Regions from separate parts of the Homo sapiens genome. Here region 1 is linked to region 2. The links are chromatin loops, found by intact Hi-C in ENCODE. Cell type or tissue: HCT116. All regions are shown on one strand. Links, peaks and the distances in the headings refer to the core of each region. The heading gives the core; the rest is flanking DNA. Region 1 overlaps LOC102723831 (a long non-coding RNA gene). Region 2 overlaps LOC124901432 (a long non-coding RNA gene).

Region 1 (2,916 bases), core at 205-2,704, 82 kb after region 2:
GTCCCAGGATCTACCATCAAACCTCTAGACAATGTAGGGTCTTACCCTGATTTCATTCACATCAGAATCATCGGGGGAGTTGTTTTTTGTTTTTTGGCTTTTTTTTTTTTTTTTTGGAGTTTCACTCTTGTGGCCCAGGCTGGAGGGCAGTGGTGCGATCTCAGCTCATTGCAACCTCTGCCTCCCAGGTTCAAGTGATTCTCCTGCCTCAGCCGCCCAAGTAGCTGGGATTACAGGTGCCTGCCACCACGCCTGGCTAATTTTTTGTATTTTTTTTAGTAGAGGTGGGGTTTTGCCATGTTGGGCAGGCTGGTCTTGAACTCCTGACCTCAGATGATCTGCTCGCCTTGGTCTCTCAAAGTGTTGGGATTACAGGCGTGAGCCACCATGCCCTGATTTTTGGCTTTCATCATAGTACCTCACATCCAGAGCGTCTATGATTTCGGCCTGTGGTCTCTCCATGAAGGGGTCAGGAGTGAGAAGGGGGCCCTGAAATTGATTGACTGCATGCACTCTGCCAGGCACTGTCTGTGTCAGGCATTCTTCACACACATCATTCTGTCTGTTCATTCTCACAGTAATCCCATCAAGAAGATGTTAACAGCCCCATTTTAGAAAGGAAGAACCAGGTTTCAGCAGTCCTGCCCAAGCTTCCACAGTCATAAGGTAGAGCTAGGATTAGAACAGTAACAAAATAAATTAGCATACTCTTGAAGGAAAAGAAAAAAAATGGCAACAGCTAATGTTTCTCTCCTGGGCTTAATGCCTTGCATCTTTTATCTCATGGAATCCTTTCAACAATCTTTTGTACATTGGCTTTTTTTTTTTTTTTTGAGATGGAGCCTCGCTCTGTCACCCAGGCTGGAGTGCAGTGGTGTGATCTCGGCTCCCTGCAACCTCCACCTCCCAGGTTCAAGCAATCCTCCTGCCTCAGCCTTTCAAGTAGCTGGAACCACAGACGCCTGCCACCATGCCTGGCTAATTTTTTTGTATTTTTAGTAGAGACGGGGTTTTGTCATATTGGCCAGGCTGGTCTCGAACTCCTGAACTCCTGACCCATCTGCCTCAGACTTCCAAAGTGCTGGGATTACAGGCATGAGCCACCGCGCCCGGCCTAGATTGTCTTTTATATCCCCACTTCACACATGATAAAACAGAAATGAAAGTGTAGAGACATTAAGCAATCCATCCAAGGTCACACAGCAGTAGAGTCGGATCTGTCTGGCAGTAAAGGCTGTGATCTTGGCCACAGTATGACACACTCTCATCCTTCCCTTCACAAAGTCCACACCCATTGTATATGTGCCACCCCTGTGACTCAGGTGCTCCTGTCACTTGCAATTTCTCTCTTTACGTTTCAATTAATCTTTTTTTGTTTGTTTTTTGTTTTGAGACAAAGTCTTGCTCTGTCACCCAGACTGGAGTGCAGTGGCGTGATCCCGGCTCACTGCAACCTCCGCCTCTGGGTTCAAGTCATTCTCCTGCCTCAGCCTTCCCAGTAGCTGGGACTATAGACGCATGTCACCATGCCCCGCTAATTTTTGTATTTTTTGTAGAGACAGGGTTTTGCCATGTTGTCTAGGCTGGTCTCAAACTCCTGACCTCAAGTGATCCACCCACCTGGGCCTCCCAAAGTGCTGGGATTACAGGCATGGGCCACCATGCCCAGCCCTTTCAACTAATTTTATGAGACATACCCAACCTGACAAGGAAGATCCAGGCAAGCCTCACTGATGCGCATTGCTCATCTCTAACACAACCCAGCCAAAGTCACTGATGGAGAGAGAATCTCTTCCATAAATTAGAGCACAAAGTTGTTGAATCATAGTTAATTTATCCAAGAATAAACATTTCTGTTGGTTTCTGAACATTTGATTTAGAAATTACACAGACTTAAAGGAAGCATTTATAGTCACTGCAATGACACAGTGAATGTCAGATGCAGGTCCTAGTTATTAAGCACATTTGAAAGAAAGAAAGCTTTATCCAGTTTGAATTCAAGAGGCTTTACAAAAAAATGCATAGCTAAGATAATCAGTAAAAAGAGGAGTTAGGATTTTTGAATACAAGGCAAGCCAGTTTCAACCTCATTTTATCCTCTGCCTGTCCTCCCATTCATCTTGATAATGCTTTGCCAAGTCACTGCAAGCTTTTGCTTGAATTAACTAGCCATATTTTATTATGTCCAGAACACACACTAACAGAGACTGCAGAACAAAGGGTAAAAATCAAGGATAAAGGGAGGAAGGACAGCTCTGTATTACAGGTAGAAGAGTCTCTTCACTTCTACTGCAGATTGAGTCGGGAGAAACTGTGACTAAGAATAGCTACACGGCCGGGATTGGTCATACGAGCCCACAGGCACTAGCAGCTGAGGTGGCTGCTGTCTGTTTAAATTGCTTTCCGGTGGCAAACACTTAATTGTAATCGAGACAGAGTTCAGGTTTATTTTCTGCTCGTTCCCTGCATCCTGCTCTTGTTCTCGATAAGCTTTTCCCCTGCCCTGGCGCCCACTGCACCCTCCATTTCCCAAGGAGCCCAGCTAGCCCCGACAATGTGATTAAGTGTTCTCTGTAGACGTGAGTCCTTGCTTCTGCTGGGTGCCTCTCTGTGTCAGCAGCAAATCAGCCTGCAGACCAGGGGTAGTGTTTCTGGAGGATCAGGTGAGAATGCCTGGACTCTGCACAGTTGGAAGCTGTTCATGAGATAATGGTACCTCTTGTTTTCATGTGCAGCTTTATATCAACAGTCCCTCGGTTTCTCCCATTGGAAATCAGCTACAGATATGAGCCGTGTAAGAATATAAGTACTGTAGGCTGGGTGAGGTGGCTCACACCTGTAATCCTAGCACTTTGGGAGGCCAAGGCAGGCAGATCACTTGAGGTCAGGAGTTCGAGACCAGCTTGGCCAACATGA
Region 2 (2,916 bases), core at 174-2,673:
TCTGTTTTTCTTTTCTGACTGACTTAACCCTTAGCATAAGCCAAAATCACTGAGCAAATTATATCCCTGGTTCTCTAGAAAACTTGATTGATAGTTGAACTATGATTCAAGAGTTCTAAATATTGATGGGAGGAGAAGGCAGAAAGTCGCAGGCATCTCTAAGAATCTGATGAAAATTCACAGCTAGTATGGCACTCTCAGGTGAGATTTTTGTCTCATTAAATGGGAAATAGCTTTGGGGTACTGGCTTGAGTCACCAGGGTCATATGAATCAGCTGTAAATTGTCACCTGGATTAGGTCAGAGGGGTCATAGGTATCCCTGGCCCTTGAAATAAGGGCTCTGTCTGACTTAGGGCAGTCACCCATCTCTTTGAACTTCAGTTTCTCAAAATGAGAATGACAATGATGAAAACTGCCCTCTGGAAGCAGTGTCCTGAGGTGCTAGCCATCCGTTTGGAAATCAGTATTCCCTTGTGTGCACAATCAAAACAAGTGTAACCTGTCTGTTCCACTGACTCTTCAGAGGTTGCTTTTACCACTAGGACTTGTAGTTTAGTTTACCGTTGAATTGCTTTATTTAAACTCTAATCTAGTTATATAAACACACTTCAGCACAATTTATAGGCTTGCGATTCTTTCTATCATGGCTGGCTCTTTTTTTTCTTCCTGAAACAAACTCTTGAGTCTAGACTTTGTCAGGTTGATACATGAGTTTGGGGACTGTTTATACGGAAACCATATACACATTCCAGAAACCTGCCTTGTTACTGATCTGCAATAAAGATGATAAGCCTTTGACTCATAAAAAGACACCCACGATATCCTTTGAAGTGCAAACCCTGATCTACTACTGAAAAGGGGCACAAAGAGATTCCTCAAAACTGGCCTTGTTGCTTTAAGAAGAGGTGACTATTAACGAGAGAGCAACTCTATGGGCGAGAACTTTCTCATGATACAAACTGTTAGCAATGCAAGGGGCTGGGGAATCTGTAAATAGTGATTTTCCTCCTGGGGGAAGTTCTTAAGCAAGACTGATTGACCATCCTCAAGAAACAGTATGAAAGGGATTCAATCAATCAGTGGCAAAGAAGATGGATTTGTAGGTACCTTTCAATTCAAATATCCTGTCTTCGATTTCTCTAATAAGCCTAGGAAGACAGGATTGTGCTAATGACTCAGTCCTAAACAATAGATCCTTGTAAACAGTGGATGTGGCCACCCTACCATTGGTGACGTAGGGCAAGTGGTGGGGGTATATGTGTGGTAATCCACTGGGTGTTTTAGGCCAAGTGTGTAGTCCAAAGAACACATTTCTAAACTTTTAAAACACAGACAAATTATACTCAATAAATCAATGTTCAGTGACTGTTTCTTGCCAGTGCAGAAAAAAACAAACATAGAAATGGCCAAAGTTTACTTTGCCAATCTGTCGTAGACTACAGACTATTAGGAGGGGGATCTCAGTAAAGGTCAGGCCTAAAGCAATGAGGAGAGAAGGGGAGCTCTTGGTCCTTCAGAGAGGACCGATGTCACAGAGTGATGACAGTCAGACTAGTACCAATGCGCATGAGAAGCAAATCAGTTCCTGAAGCTCGGTGCTATATATTCATCACAAATAAACCTGAAATGCATTACCTGGTCTCTTCTGAATCTCATATGGATCAGTATCTAAAGAGCAATAAAGTTCAGGAGCTGTATCTTCTAATACAAATGACTATATGACTATAGATATAGTTATAGATAGACATAGATATAGATCTAAGGATATATGTATGTATATTATTTTGGCCAACAATTTCTTCTCTTTCAACTACCAGAAAGTAAAAATACAGAGATGAAACAGTAGTGCTTTTGTTACTTCTTTCTGGGTTTTTTTGTTGTTATCATTTTTCTTTTCTTTTGTTTTTTTGAGACAGGGTCTCACTTTGTCACCCAGGCCAGAGTGCAGTGGCATGATCACGACTCACTGCAGCCTTGACCTCCCTGGGCTCAAGCAATCCTCCCACCTCAGCCTCCTGAGTAGCTGGGACTACAGGTGTACGCCACCATGCCCAGCTGATTTTTGTATTGTTTTTGTAGAGACAAGGCCTTGCCATGTTGCCCACGCTGGTCTTGAATTCCTGGACTCAAGCAATCCACCTGCCTTGGCCTCCCAAAATGCTGGGATTACAGGTGTCAGCCACTGCTCCTAGCCTTCTTACTACCTCCTGTGTACTGATGACTCACATCCTACTGTGGAATAGATATACTGCTTTTGCCTTCCTAGCATTGAATCCTCTTTGTCTAGAAATGACACCTTAGTTTTCCTTTGGGGAACCTCATCACTCTACGCTTGAGTGATTCTGGTGGGACAAACGCCATCGCTGGCTCCGGATATGAGCTAGTAACCTAGGTATGCTGATATGGTTTGGCTGTGTCCCCACCCAAATCTCATCCTGAATTGCAATCCCCTTAATCCCCATATGTTGAGGAAAGGACCTGGTGGGAGGTGAGTGGATCATGGGGGCAGTTTCCTCATGCTGTTCTCATCAGACTGGGTGAGTTCTCATGAAATCTAATAGTTTTATAACCATCTGGCATTTCCCCTGCTTGCTCCTCTCTCTCGCTTGCTGCCATGTAAGATGTGCCTGCTTCCCCTTCTGCCATGATTGTAAGTTTCCTGAGGTGTCCCCAGCCATGCCAAACTGAGTCAATTAAATCTCTCTTCTTTATAAATTACCCAGTCTCAGGCATTTCTTGATAGCAGTGTGAAAATGAACTAATACAGTAAATTGGTACCAGGCATAGGGTACTGTATAAAGATACTTGAAAATGTGGAAGCAACTTTGGAACTGGGTAACAGGCAGAGGGTGGAATAGTTTGGAGGGCTCAGAAGAAGAAGGAAGATGTGGGAAAGTTTATTGCTTCCTAGAGAC

What was found. Peaks named below come from ENCODE experiments on the same cell type or tissue, not always from the same donor. Only the 100,000 strongest peaks of a DNase experiment are listed, where the experiment ranks them.
Region 1: it touches region 2 in a loop (2.7-fold over the local background); 4 of 110 quality-filtered maps call a loop at or near these places.

The regions. Positions count from the first base shown.
Region 1 is chr6:151,207,167-151,210,082 of GRCh38, forward strand. The region is part of intron 1 of LOC102723831 (a long non-coding RNA gene); the gene reads right to left. Among named protein-coding and RNA genes, the nearest start is that of AKAP12, 31 kb to the right of the region's middle. RefSeq lists an enhancer at 910-1,409. In HCT116, for the core only: no CTCF peak of the experiment used is centred there; DNase peaks (open chromatin) are centred at 1,255 and 2,355; H3K4me3 peaks cover 1,820 bases; H3K27ac peaks cover 1,568 bases.
Region 2 is chr6:151,125,013-151,127,928 of GRCh38, forward strand. All of the region lies in intron 3 of LOC124901432 (a long non-coding RNA gene), which reads right to left. Among named protein-coding and RNA genes, the nearest start is that of MIR12131, 24 kb to the left of the region's middle. In HCT116, for the core only: no CTCF peak of the experiment used is centred there; DNase peaks (open chromatin) are centred at 729, 949, 1,219 and 2,303; H3K4me3 peaks cover 1,199 bases; H3K27ac peaks cover 2,500 bases.